Linked DNA regions of Mus musculus: all the other regions are linked to region 1. The links are chromatin loops, found by intact Hi-C in ENCODE. Cell type or tissue: heart. All regions are shown on one strand.

Evidence for each region. Hi-C counts contacts between places; a loop is a spot of excess contacts. Peaks named below come from ENCODE experiments on the same cell type or tissue, not always from the same donor. Only the 100,000 strongest peaks of a DNase experiment are listed, where the experiment ranks them.
Region 2: a loop joins it to region 1, with 2.1 times the contacts of the local background. A loop is called at or near these places in 10 of 42 quality-filtered maps.
Region 3: it touches region 1 in a loop (2.4-fold over the local background); 25 of 42 quality-filtered maps call a loop at or near these places.
Region 4: it touches region 1 in a loop (4-fold over the local background); 2 of 42 quality-filtered maps call a loop at or near these places.

Annotation. Positions count from the first base shown.
Region 1 is chr16:22,006,246-22,011,245 of GRCm38, forward strand. It overlaps Senp2 (SUMO/sentrin specific peptidase 2), which reads left to right and starts at 3,239. Exons shown (of 17, transcript NM_029457.3): 1 at 3,239-3,497. The coding sequence starts at 3,397. In heart, no CTCF peak of the experiment used is centred here; a DNase peak (open chromatin) is centred at 3,126; H3K4me3 peaks cover 2,182 bases; H3K27ac peaks cover 1,184 bases.
Region 2 is chr16:21,945,422-21,950,421 of GRCm38, forward strand. Tmem41a (transmembrane protein 41a) reads right to left here and starts at 2,131. Exons shown (of 5, transcript NM_025693.4): 1 at 1,947-2,131; 2 at 580-733. The coding sequence starts at 2,065. In heart, a CTCF peak has its summit at 2,228; a DNase peak (open chromatin) is centred at 2,160; H3K4me3 peaks cover 1,744 bases; H3K27ac peaks cover 1,906 bases; H3K27me3 peaks cover 409 bases.
Region 3 is chr16:21,843,841-21,848,840 of GRCm38, forward strand. Gm26744 (a long non-coding RNA gene) reads right to left here and starts at 2,025. Exons shown (of 2, transcript XR_875951.3): 1 at 1,784-2,025; 2 at 1-1,188. It also overlaps a transcript of Map3k13 not described here. In heart, no CTCF peak of the experiment used is centred here; a DNase peak (open chromatin) is centred at 2,101; H3K4me3 peaks cover 1,353 bases; H3K27ac peaks cover 803 bases.
Region 4 is chr16:22,855,520-22,860,519 of GRCm38, forward strand. It overlaps Tbccd1 (TBCC domain containing 1), which reads right to left and starts at 2,150. Exons shown (of 8, transcript NM_001081368.2): 1 at 1,826-2,150. Dnajb11 (DnaJ heat shock protein family (Hsp40) member B11) reads left to right here and starts at 2,326. Exons shown (of 10, transcript NM_001190804.1): 1 at 2,326-2,590. The coding sequence starts at 2,523. In heart, no CTCF peak of the experiment used is centred here; a DNase peak (open chromatin) is centred at 2,172; H3K4me3 peaks cover 2,840 bases; H3K27ac peaks cover 1,990 bases.

The DNA.
Region 1 (5,000 bases):
TGTTACCTGTCTGTGGAATCCATTCTCCTAAGTCAGCTGTCTTGTCTGGCCCCAGTAGGAGAAGCCCCTAGTTCTGCAAAGACTTGATGTGCCAGGGTTGCAGGGGACATCCAGGGGGATCTCCACCCTCTCAGGGGGTGGGGGACTGTAGAGGGATATTGGGAGGGAGGACAGTGATCATAATGTAAAGTGAATAAAAAAAAAACCCTGTTCAAACTTCCTTTCTAAAATTATACTTAAATAGCTTTTAAACTAATAGATTTTCATAGGGTTTTTCCTGTACACTGAGTTTGGGCTAACTACCCCCCCCCCCCCGCCTTTAACCCTGGTGCATTTCCTCTTTCCTTTCATGTCACCTGTGTTGTCCCTCGTTGAAATGTTTTTCTAGAGCTGGAAGACCCTAGGTTGCACTTTAGTGAAGCCTTCTGCCCACCTTTCATTTATCCAGCTCCCACCCCCTCCATGCTTGAATCTCTGCCCTCCCCCTCCGCAGCACCCCCCTCTTTTACCTACATTTTTAAAATATATCTTTTACCTATGCTTGACTATTCTCTCTCCGTAATTCTTCACTCCCCAGTAGCTCATTCTAGTTTTCTGTCTTCCACCATACTCAAGTTAAACATACAAAACAGGATTAGAAACTTGGATCCACATGAGAAAAATTTGGCATTTGTCTTATGTGCCTCCGTGACCTCACTCAGTATAATTTTTTCCAGCTCTCCCCATTTACCTGAAAATTTCCTCATTTTGTTTGTCTTTACAGATGAGCAATGTTCCATTGTGAATATGTATCCCATTTCCCTTATCTACTTTCAGGTGACGGACACCTAGGTTGTTTCTATTTCCTAGCTATTGTGGGATTAGCACAGTGATACTGGGGTGTCTTGGGAAACAACATGATCTTTCTTGGGGAGGTTGGGTCCTAAAACATGATCATCACCACAACCACTATGGGCCAGTGACTTTCAGGTTCCCATCTCATAAATTCCAAGTGTGAAGTTCACGTACCACAAAAGGTGAGTTTGGAGAGAACTTTACTATAGATTCCTAGGTATGAAAGTGGTGCCCTCCCCTCCCTCACCCCCTAAACCCGTGGCAGTCTAGAGAACTGGCCCTGAGGTCATGAGAGAGGGTGGCCCTGTCCCTCCCTACTATAGCACCTTGGCAAATGGGCCCTGTATCTTGCTTGCCTGGGCAGCACAAAGGAGCTGGCCCTATTGGCAAAGGCACCCTACATGAGTGGGAGAGCTGGCCAGGTCCTCACAGGCTACAGCACCTTGGAGAGCAGACTCCGAATCTTGGCTGGGCACATTGGAGGTTTGGGTCTGGGTGAGCTGTCCTGGGGGAGAGGAGGAGAAATGAGCCTGCCTCCTGCAGATAACAACATTGGGTGGGCTAGCTGGAGCAATGCTAGAGAGGGACCTCACCCTGTGGTGTGAAAAGGGAGAGCCAGCGCGCTGACCAGTTCAACTACCACCCATTCAGCTGCCTCTGCTTCACCTGCTCTAACCACTTGCCTCTCCTTGTCTAATTCTCATGACCATCATAGCAGGGAGCATGTCAGCAGGAAGGCATAGTGCTGGACCAGTAGTTGAGAGCTCACATCTGAGGACCAGGTAGATCCTCAATGCCCCGGTGTGTGCATTAGGCAGGTAATTTTCATTAGCATATGGCCTTATACACCCAATAGGAAAGATAGAGCCTGGTTTTTGTTGTTGTTGTTTTGTTTGTTTATGAGAAGGTCTTTCTACTTAGTTCTGGTTATTCTGGAACTAATTGCGTAGACCAGGCTGGCCTCTAATTCACAGAGATCCACCTATCTCTACCTCCCAAGTGCCGGCATTAAAGGCATGTGCCACTATGCCCAGCAGTGACTGTTTTTGTTTTTGTTTTTTGGGTTTTTGTTTTTTGAGACAGGGTTTCTCTGTGTAGCCCTGACTGTCCTGGAACTCAGTCTGTAGACCAGGCTGGCCCTTGAACTCAGAAATCTGCCTGCCTCTGCCTCCCAAGTGCTGGGATTAAAGTCATGTGCCACCACCGCCCGGCTTTGAGACTGTTTTTAATACTTCAAGGGACTGCACTCCCAGACATTATGCTTAAGTCCATAGGAGATATTATTTAGACATTTATTTCTAATGGTTTTCCTTTAATCCCAGCACTCGGGAGGCAGAGGCAGGCAGATTTCTGAGTTCGAGGCCAGCCTGGTCTACAAAGTGAGTTCCAGGACAGTCAGGGCTATACAGAGAAACTCTGTCTCAAAAAACAACAACAACAACAACAACAAAACAACAAAAAGGAAGAAAGAAAGAAGAGAAGAGAAGAGAAGAGAAGAGAAGAGAAGAGAAGAGAAGAGAAGAAAAGAAAAGTGTATACATTCCCAGAGAGGATAATGAGAATTGATTGCTACCTGACAGCTGAGGGGAAGAGACAAGCTGATTAGAAAAGGCCACAGGAATCATTCAGTCCCTGTTTCTCGGAAGCTTTTCCTAAGAAGTCGTGTCCGTCTGCCCTACTCACTCCCCAGCATCTGGTTTAACTTTCTCTAGTTCCATTGCGCATTACAATCATTTATCACATAAGCAGGTGACCTTGTATTCTAATTTATAAGTATCTATGAAAATGTCTCTCCCAGTAAACTTGCACGTATGCGTGCGGAATGAGCCCTAATAGTTAGACTGGCTCAAATGCTAGTGGTTAGCTCCATTTTCTTAGGCACATGGTTTAATTGCTATATACCTTTGGTTTTTATGACATTCCTAAAATTCCCCACTGTGTCCGGTTGCTGTAAACATGACGGCAATCCGGGTAAAGTATTAGACCAATGTATATACAAAATAAAGCGCAAACCCTTACATACTCATTAACTAACCTGACCTATTTTCCACCCTGCGCATTCTTTTACAGAACCCTCCACTGTCGGGTTGCTTGGGTAGCTCTCCCGGCCCAGCATCGATACACGTGGTTTGGGTCTGTGGGCCTTGTCCCGAGATCGACTCCTGACTGGCTCTGCCAAAGAGAAAGCCCCGCCCTTCGGTCTGCCAGTCAGACCCGCGCAAGAGCCCGCTCTCCCCGTCCCGCTTCCTGTTGCTAGGCTTACAAGGAGCAGGCCCAGACTGCGCATGCTCAGACTCCGGAGGCCGCTTTCCCGTTGGGCGGAAGAAGGTGACGTCAACGGCTTCTAGAGAGTCCTCCCCTAGCCCGGGGAACGTTAAATCTGTGGGCCCTCTGATGGCGTCACAAGTCCGCGCCTGATCCTGGCTACGGCTGAAGCGGCGAAGGCGGCAGCGGCAGCGGCAGCGGCAGCGGCGACGGCGGCGGCGGCGGCGGCGGCGGCGGCGACAGCTCTGGGGTTCGCGTCTCGGGGTGTGTCGGCCGCCGCTGCTGCTCAGGCCTGGAATGTACAGATGGCTGGCTAAGGTTCTCGGCACCATTCTTCGCTTGTGTGAGCGGCCCGCGCCCGGGGCCCGCGCCCTACTCAAGAGGCGGCGCTCCAGCAGGTAAGGTGGCCGCGCGCCGGTCGGGTCCCCTCCCCCGCGCTGGCGTTGGGCGCCGCGGGCCTGTGGGAACCGGCGACTACGGGACCGCGGAGGCCTGGGGAGAGTCCGTCCCTCTAGCTGCGAGCGGAAGGGGAACGGGAGGCCGGCGATGTGCTGCTCGCCGGATACGGCTCCTGTCGCCCGGTGTCGTCGCGGGCGGACAGCGCAGGAGCGAGTCACTAGGTTAGGAGTTTGCCCGTAGTCGTTTGACTGCGAGTGCTGTTGTCTTCGCACCGAGGAACAGCAGTTGTCTTGTTCGACAGCAACTGTCGGGGTGTGTGTGTTGGGCTGCAGGGGAAGGGAATGGTCCTGTTCTTTAACATCCTTGTAAGAGGCAGAAAGTATTTACGTACCGCACTCTTGTAAGATTCGGTTAAAATTAGAAGGAAATGACAAATATTAGTACTTAGCATCTACTCCTTTATTTACTTTACAGTGTCTTCCCTTTTAAGGGTTTATCTAGAAAACAAAATATTCTACAACTTCTATACTCCCCCCTGTCTCCCACTCTTACATTCTCCCTCCCTTTCCTTCCTCTGCTATGTCTACTTCACTTATTATTATGATGATGGTGATTATTTTTGTTTCCAGGTCAAGAGAAGTGGACAAAAGATTGGATTAGGGGAAGTAGATCAAAATGATTCATAGATGACTCCAGGAATGTAGGTCATTGGTGAAACTGGTTGTTCGCTAAACTGTAGCATGTAGTCCCATGGCTTCTACAGTTCCATGGGGTTCAGATAAGAATCGGTTAAGATGTTATAAAGTTCTCAAACTGATGCTTATGTAAGAATAGTTTATTCTCCCCCAACTGGATCTGGTGCACAATGAAACTGCATATTTATCGAACAGGGACTGGTGATCGCCTCACATTTTCATTCATAGTCCCTCGGAGTCAGCAGTATGCCGACCCAAACCTGAGTGTGGATGTGTCCTGGCCAGCCTTGACTTCTAGCTGCTTTCTGTTCTTTACTACATTCGGGGGCTCGTGGGTTATTTTGTTTTGTTTTGTTCTTTTGTTTTTTGAGACAGGGTTTCTCTGTGCAGCCCTGGCTGTCCTGGAACTCACTCTGTAGACCAGGCTGGCCTCGAACTCAGAAATCGGCCTGCCTCTGCCTCCCGAGTGCTGGGATTAAAGGTGTGTGCCACCATGCCCGGCTCGGGGGCTGGTGTCTTAAAAGATACTTTTTTCTAGGAACTAGAGCTGTGCCTTAGGGGCGGTGTGCTTGTCTGTCGTGCCTGTCCTGTCTTCAATCCCCAGCCCAGGGTATAGGGGTCGGGAGACATTTAAGCAACACCATTGCCAACTCCCAACTACTACCTTATCTCTTAAGGCTGCTTATATTGTTGCTTGAAATTAAAAAAAAAAAAAAAGTCTGTCTTTAGGGCCAGTGTCCCAAAACCAAATGATGTGTTGGTTTAATTTGGCCAGATTATACATCATAATGTAGTAGGGAGTGTTGA
Region 2 (5,000 bases), 61 kb before region 1:
CATAAAGAAAAGCAAGTCTTTTAAAAGGCATGAGCAAGTGAATGAATGAATGAATGAGCACAGGTAAGCCAATGAAAGAGGGGGTCTCACTGTGAGGCTGGGGCTTTGGCACACACTAACCATGAGACCTCAGCAGTCCTTGTCATACCCTGGGTATTGTGCTATCTCTCCCCCATCCTACCTGTGAGAGACAGCCTCACAACCAAGCTCGCACTAAGATGCACCCCAATTCTGGGCATGCAAGCCCTCACCAACCGAGACTATATGGCACCAAGTAGCAGCTGGCTCTTTACCCTGAGGCAGGATCAGCTGGAGGGGGAAGTCAACCCAGAGTCAGCCCTAAGGACGCTGTGCTCGGATAGGTCTAAGCAGAATCTGGGGTAGAATTAGATACTGGGGAGGAGAGAGAGGCAGGACAGTAGGAAGCTTGCAATATCAGTAAGTACCCAGTGCCCACTCGTGCCCGCCTCTTCACACCCACGGTTTCTTCATCCTGCCACTCGGCTAAAGGGGTTTCTGGGGGAGCAGTCACAGTTTGCAGAGAAGGAAACCCAGTTGGAGAGAGGGCAGGACACTGACCAGGAAGCTGGAGCCAGGGATGGCAAAGCCCTGCTTGTAGAGGTAGGCACTGCAAAAGAGCAGGAACACATAGGCCTGGTGCTCTTTCCGGTACTCTCGAAGAACTTCAGAGAGCTCCCGCAGCTCTGCCAGATCGGAGGGGAACCACAGCGACCTAGAGTTTGGGAAATCAGGTGGAGGCGTGGGTTCCAGAGAAAGTTCGAAGTGTGTCTTCCTTGCAGAGTTAAGTTTGTAAACAGGTCATCTGGCCACCAGACATTGAAAGAACTCAAGATGACAGCTGACCCAAGATAAAACAACAGAGGCAGACAGGAGAGCCCTGGAGTGGGAACAAGTGCCCTGGGCTGGCACCCTCACTCTACAGTGTTCCTGTTGTGTGACCTTGGAGTGACCACGGGTCTTGTTTTCCTTGCCTAAAAAGGGTCTGGTGCTGGATAACCACTACACACCCTCTTCACTTATTTAGGGGTTTTAAGATGGAACCCCACAGCCTCCACCATGCTGAGAGCATCGGCTCCAGCACTGACTTGCATCCTCGGTCTCTTTTTATCTTGTCCGAAGACACAAGTATATTCATCTCCAGGCAACTGCATATCATCATGAATTGCCGTCCTTTCTAGGAGACCCTCTCCCAAGCAAACACACAACTATTTAGACAGCATGTTACCCAGATGTACTAGGCAAAAAACAACAATTTCATCACTTTAAAAGAATCCCCGTGGACACATACCTCCCATCATAATAAATACAGCTTTCTTGATAACATGGCTGGAGGCCAACCCTTTCCGAGAGCCTCCCTCTTCACCCTGCGCTAGGCCTGGTACACCGTGGATCCCGTCCAAAGGTCACAGAACAAAGACTACCCTGCCTCTGCCATCTCAACAGTTCTTTGCTCCAGCAGAGATAAACTATGAGCAAGCCCCTCCTAGTTCTCATGAGTACCTCTGACATCCACAAGAGAGTTTTTTCAGCTCCACAAAAAGACAATGGTAACTGAAAACAACTCGAATGCAGTTAACGCCTCTTGGTAATGCGGCAACGTGCCAGACACACTCTATGCACTTTCAAAGTAATAAGCAGCAGTCGGAAACCCGACCGACAAGCCTTCTGCCTCGCCCAGCTGTCATGGGAAGCAGAGACAGGCAGGAAGAGGGCAAACTGGATCATAGCCTCGTCACTCCAAGTCCGGGCTGCACCTCTGAAGACTGGCTGCTGTGGTAATTGGGTTGAGGAAGGAGAGCCACGGTAGCCGAGATGGCTGGGGCTGGAAGGCGACCGCGTGTGCAGAGAAGTGCAAGGGCCCCCGAGGCATCACTGCCAACCCTCCGACCTCCTCCCAGGCCACCGCCCGGTGTCCTCCCTCTCACCGGCCTTCGGGCTCCCCGGCCGCCGCCAGCCTCGGCCCCAAGGGCAGCCGCGTGGAGAGCAGGTATAATGCGAAGGTGCAGCCTCCGAATACGAGGAGCAAGCCGAGCAGCGCGCGCATGCCGCGGCCTGGCCGGAGAGCGCGCTCCCCCCGTGGCAACGCAGAGCCCTCCCCGTGCGCCGACTGGGCGGGCGGAGCGCGTTCTTGGACGGGCAGGGCGTGGCCCTCGCAAAGCTCCGCCCTCGGCCCGCCGCAGGCCCCGCCCCCGCCAGGGACTGATCGCTCTAGTCTAAAGTGCTCCTGCTGGCTCTACACTGAACACCTCCAACGCCTTCCCTGTGACAGAGCTGGGAGATCTGGGGCTGAGTTGTGAGCCTGCCACAACCTAGCTTGCAGCATGGCGGTCAGTCTTGTCCACAGTCTGTCCCACAAAGCAAATGAAGCCAACAAATGTGAGACTGACACCGATGGTTGTGGAAAGAAGGTAATGACCACCACAGAAATAAACAGACATGCCTTCTATTCAGTACCTGAAGTGTGCTCATTATCCCCAGTACTCATAAACACATTTCAGTGTGCCTCAACGGATGAAAACGCTTACTGCCATAACTCTTGTGTAGGAGCTAGCGTGCACACACTAGCTGTAACACACATCTGAGTCTTAGAAAGAGTCTGTGGTGCTAGACATGGTGTTCATGTGACTGACCCCAGCACTTGAAGAGAAGGAAGGCCCAGGGTTCAGTCATCTTTAAATACTAAGCAAAAATTCAGAAAGGGGCAGGGTAGCCGGGTAGTGAGAATGACATCTCTCAAAAAGAAAACCCAGATTCAAAACTCCAAAACTAGTGTGGTCCTTGCACTGTGTGGAGTCTGAAAGAGGTGAGCACTGCGTTTACTCTCTGGATGAGCAAGCAGAGGGGCAAGTGAGATGGCCCTAAGTAAGGCAACCTTCAGGGAAGCCGAAGGTTTGGGAGAAATGAATGGCTATTGTCCACTTGGAGAGTGCTAGAAGATAGTTTGGGCAAGGGACCCCAGGAAACTGTGGGGAGATGAGCCTGGCAGCATTCAGTAAGAACCATTCTGCTAGGCAGACATCGTGTTGTGTGTTTGCAGTCCCAGCACATGGAACCCTGAGGCAGAATGGAGACTGAAGACAGCCTGGGGTTACAGTGACAAACTGTCTTCAAAAAACAGGGAGGAGGAGAAAAGGAGGGACAGTGTCCGTTCTCCTTTGAGAATGTCAGAGCAAGTGGTTAGAGTAGGCTCCAAGTTAACAGTAAATACCTCAGGTTGCGGGGAGGGAGGGACGGAAAGGACCACGGCAGTGGGAACAGGGCAAAAGGGACAGGCTGCACAGTGGGGATGAGAAGTGACAGCACATAGGACCGACCCATTGGGTGAGTTCTTCAGAGTCAAAAGGCATGAAGCACTTCAGAGCACTTCTTTGGTTCAAACAGGGAGCATGCATCAAAGACCTAGCAAGTTGACATCCAAGAACTGAACCCACAAATATGCTTGGCCTTGTTTTGATATCAAGGGACTGGGAGCAACCCAAATGTCGATCATCTCAGGACTCGGAGGTTAAGGGGCAGTTTTACATATTCTGAGCTGGTATCGTGTCGTGGTTTGAGTAGAAGGGCCCCCATAGATAGGAACTAAGATTCAGTTATGGCACGGAGAGCAGGGAGACTAAGAGTCAAACAAGTTTCAAAATTAAGAATGTACTGTGAGAGCCGGGAAGAAGGGGTGGGGTGGCGGATAGTGCACGCCTTCAATCTCAACACTCAGGAGGCAGAGGCAGGCAGATCTCTGATTTCAATGCCAGACTAATCTACAGAGTGAGTTCCAGGACAGTCAGGGCCACAAGAGAAATCCTGTCTCAAAAAAACAAAACAAAACAGAACAGAACTGAACTGAACAAGCAGAATGTACTATGAGTTGTTATGAGAAGGATAAGGGGGCATGTTTTACCTTTTTACAATACTGAAGTAAAGGCAGGCAAGGCATAGTGGCAACTTGAGAGCCTAGGCAGGTGGTTCACAAATTCAAGGCCAGCCTGGGACAAAACACATTGAGACCCTGTCTTAGTTACTGGTCTATTGCTGTCACAAGATACCATGACCAAGGCAACTATAAAAATCATTTAACTGGGAGCTTGCTTACATTTTCAGAGGGTTAGGTCATGGTCATCACAGTGGGAAGTGTGGTAGCAGACAGACAGGCTTGGTAAGGGAGCAATAGCTGAGAACGCACATCTATCCAGAAGTCGGAGGCAGAGAAGAGAGACTGGACCTGGCATAGGCTTTTGAAACATCCAAGCCCACACCCAACAACACACCTCTTCCAAGGCTACACCTCTGAATACTTCCTAATCAGTTTCACCTACTGCGTACCAAATATTCAAATATATCAGACTATGGGGGGCCATTCCTAGTCAAGCTATTATAAACCCCTGTCTCAAAACAAAAATAAAACCAAGTATTTACACTGAGCCAAGAACGTAGCTTAGCTGGTAAAAGCCCTGGTTTCTGTCCCAGGGCATAGTTGCAAACACCCACCTGCTTACTTAGAAGGTTGAGGCAGAAAGGTCAGAAGTCCAAGGTCACCCTTGGTTACATATTGAGTTTGAGACCAGCCTGGGATAGATGAGATACTGGAGAGAAAATAGGGCTAGAAGACAATGGGGGAAATAAATTATTCGATGTCTTTGTATGAAAATAACAAGATGGGGTTTTCACCGCAAGATTACACACTATTGGTGAAGTTGGGTAGTGAGCACATAGAGGTGAATTTTACATCCTTTTCGCTGTTTCTGTATATATTTGTATATATTTCTACTAAGAAAGTGGAGGAATGTCTCTCCCCTTCATTGCATCGTTCACCCTGCTACAGTGTACACACACACACACACACACACACACACACACACACCTCTACGATCCTCACCTCTTCCAGATGTCTGTCTCTCCAGCCCTTCAGTCCCTTAACCCTCACCTCCTGAGCCATCCCAGGCTGGCAGCACATCAATCACAGGCTATCTATCTACATCAGCCTC
Region 3 (5,000 bases), 160 kb before region 1:
TGAGGTAGCCAGACTTGTGCCTCTGCTTGCTTTTGAACCCTAAGTGGTGTTCATCTGAATCACATAGGTTGAAAATAGGAGGAGAGACAGTTCCTTCAAAATGGGGACAGGAAGAGGGCAAACCTAAATGGAAAAGGTGGGTGTCTGCTACCTCTTGTTCTCATCCTCCTTGAGCCTGAGTGCGACTGTCACCTTGTGCCTAGATTCCTCTCGCCTTGGACTTACGATCCTCCTGCTTCCACTTTCCAAAAGCTGGAGCTAGAGACACGCATGACCACACCCGAGTGGCTAAGCAGAATTGAGTTTAGTTCTATTCTTCACACTGGTCTTCAGGCAGTAACTGTCCCGTTCTCTGTAGCTGTCCCCAGTCCTCACCCTGTGTCTAGAAGACAGGTGAGCTGGGCAGTGCCGTGCAGATGGAAACCGTTTCATTCTGCTCTTTTAGTGTGTAAAGCATTTCCACTAAGTTCTACGCAGTATTTTTAGACCTCTAAAAGCTTGGTTATGGCACATCACCATAATTTATATTATGGATGACGTATTTTGAGGTTGCTAAATATTTGATCAATTGAGAAACCACTTGCTCCAATGAGTTGGCATTATCAGTTGGAATTCCTACCTATTTCACTAATAAGCGTGCTTTTGGCAGGGAGGATGCATTGACTCTCCATTATGCCATTAAGGTTTGTCTAGCTAGGATATGGCATCTAGCCTGGTGTGCTGGTTCACCAACCTTATTGACAGAGAACACAGTAAGTCCAGAGAATGAGTATGGATATTCTTCGTCTTCTTCCCATTCAATGATTCTGAAGTAAGCGTGGTGTCATGGATATTTGGCATAGCCTTTGGGGTACACACAGGGTCTGCTAGCACCATTTCTATACAATATTAGCCATGAACAATCCTAACTTACATAGATAAGCAAGCTTCTTTGGTCCATTTTTCCCACAGTAATAGTCTGCAACCTTCTTTATAGTGATCTGTTGATTCTCTGTGCCATCAGTAGTCTATCCCTCGCATGAAACAGTAGTGGAAAGTCTCGGAACAACGCTGTCCCCTTTCTCTGCCTTACACGGCATCTCCATGAGAAGACCCCCTGTGAAGGCTCCCAGCCACAAGACGTTTCACAACAGCGACCTTGCAGTAAACACTTCTGTTCTTACTTCAGTTCAAGGATTTGAGACCATCCTACAAATACACAAATGATGGTCAATGCTTGGGAAGTGTTGGTGATTGTAAAGCAACATGTTAGGGAGAAGATAGTTGCGTTAGCTTCTACTTCGGTATAACATTTACAAACTTAAAGAGTAAAGAATTGCCACGAGCCCATTTGGTGACTGAACACAGCTGTTTTTACTGCTAAGAGTTTATACTGAAGTGTATCTTTTGCTTCAAGATTCACTAGGAGTCCTTTTAGAGCCTTGTCTTAATTGAATATCAGACATTGAATAAAATCAATGAGGGAATGCTGTCCCTTATTTAAATCTAACTGTAAATTACCCTTCTCCTCCCACTTTTGCTACATAACAAAGGTTAGGAACATGTTGGGATAAAAGCAATACAGCTTATGTAATTCCATCTTAGAAAACTGTATACACCCATGTTCTGTTATTTTGTTGTTTCAAATTGTGTTGTGGGGTGTGTGCTTGCTGATCTGACACCAATCTTAAGAACGAATTCTCTGACTTTGATTTCTTTTTATTGCATTAGGCATGTTACTAAACATCAAGACAGGGTTAAAGGAAATCGCTCTAATAGCTCTAGTGAATAAAAAATATTTTACCTTTGGGAGCATTGATCCTTCTAAACTTCCACTTTGACTCCTTCATTCAATAGCAAGAACAATGTGTTTATGGTTGTCACACTTGAGTTCTCTCTCTCTCTCTCTCTCTCTTCTCTCTCTCTTCTCTTCTCTTCTCTTCTCTTCTCTTCTCTCTCTCTCTCTCTCTCTCTCTCTCTCTCTCTCTCTCTCTCTCTCTCTCTCTCTGCGCTGTGTGGCTCTGCTGGTCTGTGATAGATGTCTGATTGGCGGGCTCTGTTTATTCTGTGACCAGATTCTTTCTAAAAGAGGGCTGGCCATACCTGCCTGAAGCCTATTGGCTGGGCATTCTCTGGGCCCTCCCTCTCCCTCCCCCCAACCTTTTCCTTCACAGCACACACAGCCACTAAGTCTGTGCGGAATCCTAAACCAGCCCAATTTACATCCATTCATGAATGTGTGACGTCAGCAAGCTTTGAGCTCCTTTGCGGTGGGCCAGAGGATTGTGTGGGTAGAATCCCCTCCCCCTTATTTTTCCAATTCTGCAAGGCTCTTTAGATTAACCTTCCATCTTTTTAAAGCAAGAAAATGGAACAGCATGTGTAGGAATTCTTCATTGTTGTGAGTATTACACTCTTTTCCTGTTTCGTCAGCATGTATCTCACAAGGACAGATGGGGAATTTATTTGTGCTTTAAGCTTATTAGAAAACGGATATTACTGAGGGAGACCCAAGGTGAAAGAGACAGCAAAAGCTCGTAGGAAACCTGAACAACCCCCACCCCACAATCCCGGCACAGCTCAGCTACTGACAGCTGGTTATTTCTAAGCTTGTCTGCCTGCTAGACGTGGACATTTTTTGATTACGGTTCTGCACGTTACCTTTGGATGCTTGCTTGGTTTGTCTTAAAGGGAGATTCAGTTCCCTTCCAGGGGATGTGGATGTGTTGTGGGGGAGCCTGGGAGAATACCAGGAAGGAGCTGCAGAAAGTGGGGCTGGCGAGACCGAGGCGAGGAGCAGGCTCTTGCCCGGCACTTGTCTCCTGTGCTGCTGTCCTCTCTGCCATGTCTCACCCTTCACCTTGCCTTTGTTTCCTAGTCGTGGAACCATCAATATCTCGTGTTTGCAATATGTTCCCATAAATACATCTTGTGTGACCATTTTTCAAAAACCTTTATGATGAGAGCACTTGGGATATATTTGTATATATATATTTGCTGCCATTTTTTACATATTATTTTTATACTAGAATATCTGTAGTGAAGACTAAACAGGAATTATCCTTAAATTGTAAGGATATATTTTTAAAGATTGCTAAAGAAGTTATTTCTTCCCATGTTCCAAAACTGTATTGTAAAGAAATGTAACTGAGTAGTTTTCTAAGGTGAACTTCCAGTTGAAGAGTTTACGCCACTGTGTTTTGGAAATAGAGAGAAGTTCTGATGTCTTGCACATGTAAAATTGGCGTGATAATTTGTTCATAGTTTTAACCAGAAGTATCTGGGGTTGTTTTTCAATGCTTAGGTTTATTTTGAAGAAAGTTGTGACATTCAAGAGAACAGATAGAGCACTGTCCTGTTCTGTCCAGGGTGGTTCCTGGACACAGGTGACCTAACTGCACTTCCCAACTTTGAGCAACTGATGTCCTGCTCTGAGACATGCGTTTGATTTTTCTTTTTTTTTTTTTTTTTTTTGGAGGGGGTGGGGGAGAGGGAGAGAGAGAGAACATGCACCATTATTTCTTGTCACTCAACCATGTCTTAGTCACTTTGTATAATCAATGCTTTGTTTTGAGTTTTTCTCCTAAGCAGAGGTTCTAAGTTGTGGTCCCCATTTTCAGATCATTCCTTGGTGGATTATTTTGGAGGAAGGGTTATTCTTAATCGTCCCAATGAACATCCATTTTGTAAAAAATTATTACACCCAAAGCTGAAATATTTTATTTTCTTCCTCAAATTAACCTTGGATGCTGTCATTCTGGTTTTTTTTTTTTTTTTTCTGTGTATTCTCATGTCCTAGAGCTGCAGAAGGGGAACCCTCTGCCTACTGCCCAGACAATGGTAGTTTTTTTTTTTAAGATTTATTTTTTTATTTTATGTATATATGAGTATACTGTAGCTGTACAGATGGTTATGAGCCTTCATGAGGTTGTTGGAAATTAAATTTAGGACCCCACTTGCTCCTGTCCAAAGATTTATTTATTATTATATATAAGTACACTGTAGCTGTCTTCAGACACTCCAGAAGAAGGCGCCAGATCTCATTACAGATGGTTGTGAGCCACCATGTGGTTTTTGGGATTTGAACTCAGGACCTTTGGAAGAGCAGTCAGTGCTCTTACTCACTGAGCCATCTCACCAGCCCGACAATGGTAGTTTTATGTTTTGTTGTTTTATTTGCTTAGTTGAACACATTCAATATTATTTTAGATACAATATCTCAATATAGTGCATTTTTCTATTTTGTGTCCTTCCAAGTCTGTGTTGAAAGTATTTCCAAAGATACATTAAATTGCTGAAGTCTACCAGAAGACCAACTTTTTAACCTTTTAAAAATTTAAGTTTATGTATTCAAAGGCATTTTGAGAAATGTTCATTAGATCCCACCTTTATGCATAGTTTATTAAATCAGAGCTTTATTTCCAGGAAAGAAATTTAGCTTGCACATAAATTGAGTGAAGTAAAACTGTCCCCCTGTGGCACCGAGTGGATCTAGAACCCACTGTCCCCGCTGGTGCCGGTATTCCAGATTATATTTATTTTCATGTATATTGTACTTGTGGGATAAAACAATAGCTTTTAATTGTTTAATATCAAACAATAAAATACTGTGTATCAGCGATTATCAACAGATGCCTTTCTGTCTAAAAATTGAAACTACTCCAGGAGTAGGAATTAATTTATTTAGGAAACAAAGTTAATCAGACCAAAGCCGTGTCCTGGGTTGCTGGTGTCGGAGTAGTCCCCAAGGGCAAGAGGCCACATCCACAGATGTGTTCACAGCAGCCAGCAGTGGGTGGCAGAACCTGCAGCTTGGTTTGCCCTGTCTACTTGCCTTCCCCTGTGTGCCACCGCTCACTAGCCACATGAGGAGCACATGTGACCCAAGAGAGCCAAGATGATCAACTCTCCCCAGTGTGCAGCCTGATACTTGTATTCTTTGTTCAAATTAAAGAGCATTGCCTAGGAACACTGCTGATTGAAGAGGAAAAAAGTTATTCCAAGGACATCACACTCCATAC
Region 4 (5,000 bases), 850 kb after region 1:
AAAACTAGAAACCTCCTCGAGAGGAACTATAGAACACACACTAACTCATCAACTTCAATTCCAAGGGATTCTCCATCCTCTTCTGGCCTTTTTGAGCAAAAAGGCATGCACTCACTAGGTTACATGTAGGCAAAGCACCTGTCTTAGTCAGGGTTTTACTGCTGTGAACAGACACCATGACCAAGGCAAGTCTTATAAAAACAACATTTAATTGGGGCTGGCTTACAGGTTCAGAGGTTCAGTCCATTATCATCAAGGTGGGAGCATGGCAGTATCCAGGCAGGCATGGTGCAGGCAGAGCTGAGAGTTCTACGTCTTCATCCAAAGGCTGCTAGTGGAAGACTGACTTCCAGGCAACTAGAGTGAGGATCTTATACCCACACCCACAATGACACACCCATTCCAACCAAGTCACACCTATTCCAACAAGGCCACACCTTCAGATGGTGCCACTCCCTGGTCCAAGGCTATACAAACCATCACAGCACCCATGAACATCAAAATAAACCTTTTTCTTTCTCATTGAGGTTTTGGCAAAACATCAATGTTTGTTCCAGCACTATTCACAATAGCTAACTTACAGGATGGACTTAGGAGTTCAACAAGAGAATAAAGAAAATGTGGCTTATGTACAATGTTTTCTTCCAAACCATAGAAAATGCAGCTATAGGATACAAAAGATGGCTTAACCATTAAAGGTTAGGCTCACAAGCAAAAATTTAGGAATGCAATTTTGTTGTATACAGGAAAATGGATATAACTGGAGATAACTATCTTGTCTAGATGACTATCTTGTCTCAGAGAAACAAATACATGTTTTATCTCAATGTGTGGCTCCTAGATTTTATATAGGTACTTAAAATCACATATGTGTATATGGCAATGCCAAATCACCTAGAGAAACAAAAGGAATAACAGCACAGAGAGAAAAAGGTAAAAATATATACATTATACAGTTTGACTATACAAGAAAGTACCATATACAATGACTATACACAATGAAACATTTTTAAAAGGAAGGGAGTTGATTATTCTGGAACATGCTACGATATTTAATAGGTGAGGATATATATCATTAAATTAGACAGCTTTGTAAGTTACCATAGACTTGGCCTTTTACTTTGAGTGCAATGAAAAGCCACTAAAGGTTTTAAGCAGGAGAGGATGATTTGACATAGTTTTTAAAAAGCGGGAGTGCGCTGGGGATAGTTCAGTCCATAAAGCTTGCCACTTACTTGCCATACAAACAGGGGGTCTTGAATTCCGCCCATTGTAGCAACTGCAACAACAACGTCCTGGATTCCCAGCACTCAAGAGACAGAGACGGTTCTCGAGCTCCTGGGTCCACCAGCCTAGTCTAATCTGTGATCTCCAGGTTCCCTAGTGCGCTCCCGAGTGCACACAATCATAGGGTGGAGAGCAGAGGAACTTTAAAATAGTGTATCAAGATATGAAGTTTGGAGGCAGGGAGATCGGTTATGAGACCTTTGCAAGCAGGAGATAATTATGACTCAGAGGTGGAGCTATAGTGGACAAGCACACATTACGGTTCACTGATAAAAATCTGAATAGGTTATGCAGGAAGCTAAGCTGAGAAGCTGTCCTAAACAACTAGTTGTCTGAGGTAAACAAAACTGGAGAAAAGAGCAACCGATGAACAAGCTCTAGTGCCTTTTATTGATTGCATGCTTGCTGTGTGCAATTCTGCTAGGAAACTTGCAGGAAAAAAAAAAGTTTAATTAATTCCCAACACTGCCAGAGAACGCTTTGCCTTAGTTCTGTAGAAAACAGGTTCGAAAGTGGGGTGGAGATGGGGCTGCCTCACCGCTACGGAGTGCTGGAAGCCGAATCTTAACTTAAGTCGGTCTCTATGGCGGCGTCTCTACAAGGTACCAGGTCCCTCTTTTCCACGGTAGCGAGACTGTAATAAGTTAGTACTGGGAGAGCCTATCCCCAGGCAAGACGCCCCACGTACTTTGACACCTCCTGGGGTTGCACTTCGGTGAGCGCTCGCAAGTCACGTGTGCACATGGCGTAGCTTCCAGACTGGTAGTAAGACCTCTCTCAAGCAATTGGTCGGAATCGGGAAGGAGCCTCGCGATTGGTGGACATTCGGGTTTCCTACAGCAGCGCGCTCTTTCTCGGCTCCTAACTCTCTCCGGTTCTCAGCCGCTTCCGGGCGGCGCGAACCTCTGACGTTTTCTCTTCCCATTGGCCGGCGGACACGACGGCTGTTCTGCTGTCTGATTGGCTTCCCGCGCCGCCTCGGAGGTGAAGTGTACCGCGCTGATTGGCTGCGGAGTGGCGGCCGCGTGTGATGTCCCCGGCGGCGATTGGCCCACGCCTGGCTGCTCGCCGGCTCTGGGGCTCCCGGAAGGTGGCAGCTGAGGAAGGGGCGCGCTACCTGTCTCCGCGGCCGGGCAAGAGAGAGACCCCGGCGTGAGGCGGCCTCCCTGGGCCGGAAGGGCTGGTCAGCCGACGCAGCGGCACCGGAGGCTGAGAGGGTAGGACCAGGGGACGCCATGGCCCCGCAGAACCTGAGCACCTTCTGCCTGTTGCTGCTGTACCTCATCGGGACTGTGATCGCCGGGTGAGGAAGGGGGCTCCCGCGCGTGCAGCAAGAGGCCGAGGGGCGGCCCTTGCTGAGAAGGACGCGGGTGACATCGAGGAGTGAGGGAGGGGCACTGCCGGGTCGAGGGACAAGGGGGTAGTGTGGGCCAGGCTGGCGGTGCAGGGCCAGGTTTCCCCCAGGAAGAGCGGGGGTTGGTTGCAGAGCCAAATACCACGTTTGGGGATTGGAGGGAGTTAAGTGGCTGTGAGCAGAAGAAGGGAGGCGGACGTCTGAGGGATGAGGCTCTTGATGGAAATGAAGGAAGCGAGTGTCAAGCTGGGGTTGAGATTATAGATACGTCCTTGACGTCTGAGTTCCAGAGTGGGACTGTGGGTTACCCAGTTTGCAACAAGCCTCCAAAAGGCTGACACTAAAGTGGGTGGGCCATGATGCCATGTCAAATGAGGAGAGCAAGAAAGGAAGCCAAGCTCAGACTGAAGAAAGTTGGCTTGAGAGAGCAGCAAGACACTTTAGAGAGACCTTGTACTTCCCACCTTCTTGGGCTAACGAACCTGAACTGTCTTCTTGCCTCGCTGCCTCTCACCATGGTTCCTTCCTGAGCTGGATGGTCTGAGTGACAACAGTTCTCTAACAGGCGATAAAAACTGGGATTCTAGTCTCATGCCACTCTTAGGAATCCTACAAGCTTGAAGGAACTGTGTCAAGTTCCTGAAATCAGGGATAACTGTGCCAACTTTCAGGGAGAAAGAGCAGGCTTAAAGTTTCTCCCAGCATTTAAATGCATGCACGACCCTATAGATGTGGTGACTTAGGATATGGTATGTTGGACTTGTGTTCTAGAATGCCTTCACCCTCAATCCCTTCTTTGGGCTGATGAAAATAGGTGGGTCAGAACTCAAGGTCATTTTCAGCTATCGACTGAGTTCCAGATTTGCCTGGCCTATATCACATGCTATTTCAAATATATACATAACTGCAAAAATAAAAACACACCAAAAGCTCATAGATGTCAGATTTTGACAATTTATAGGTTGTTCATAATGGGAAACTCACTGCTTAGCATAGCTTTTAAAGTTATTTTCTTTATTTTGTTTTGTTTTGTTTGCTTTAATCTTATCATTTCTTCTTTGTGACATACTTTAAATTTCTCAAAGTTGACATTTCTTACATACACTTTATTGTTTTGTTCTTGTTTGATTAAGCCACGGAGTACCCAAGGTACATCAACATACGATTTTGCATGTAGGAGTTGAGGTATGCTGGTCTCCAACTCAATATGTAGCTGAAGGCAGCGTTGAACTCCCTCCTGATCCTTCAGTCGTCACTTCCCAAGTGTTAGACTTGCAGGCATGAACGACCATTCCTGGAAAATACTAATATTGTTAATACTATAGTCACTCATAAAGCAGCCTCTGGGGAAATAATGCTGACACTCAACTATATCAGCCCCCCCCCCCTTTTTCTTTCTTGTATTTTTCTGAGCTATCATTTAACCTTTTCACTCTTAAATCTTTCATTATTCTCTGACAGTTTCATATACACACATATACCTACCCACAACTCCTTGCTCCCCCCACACATATACTTGCCCTGGGCACACCCCAATATGTTCCCGTCCTAACTTCATGTACCTCTCTGAGTCCGGTTAGTTAGTGCTGCCTTCTCACATGGTGACTATTTGTATTGGCTTGCTCAGGTAGGTCTTGTTCAGGTAACCATATCTTGAGTGAATTCATGAATACCATTTGCAGAAGACAAAATTTGACAACACTCCTTCCCACCCTCTGTGTTTACATTCTTTCTGTACCCTCTACCCATGAACCTTCGGGAGTGTGGGAGAGGGGTGGAAGGTTGAAACACCATTCCATTTAAGATTGATGTCTCAATACTCACTCACTTATTCTCCATGCTTTGAACAGTTATGCTGTTGCATTAACTACTGCCCCTGAAGAAAGAGGTCTCTCTGTCCAAAAAGGAGAGTGGCATGGATTTAACCTTATATTCATGAATATAACATATAACCATGTATATATATTTGTGTGTGTGTTAATATAACATACTTACATGTTGTATCATAGATTGTATTTATATTATATCATATATTTCCATATATATTCATATGTAGTCTATGGATATAACCTAAATATTTACAAGGTAGTTTGACAACATGCCTATTTAACAAAACAACAGTAATAAGTTCATCCCTAGAGGCAGGCAGATCTCTATGTTTGAGGCCAGCCTGGTCTACAGAGTAAATTCCAGGACAGGCAGGGCTACTGAAAAACCCTGTATTGAAAAACAGAATAACAACAACAACAAAAAAATGTATGTAGTTGAGCTGGATATGGTTTTATATACCTATAAATTCAGCATTTGAGAGGTAGAGGCGGGAGGATCAGTTCAAAACAAACTTCAGATACATACTGAG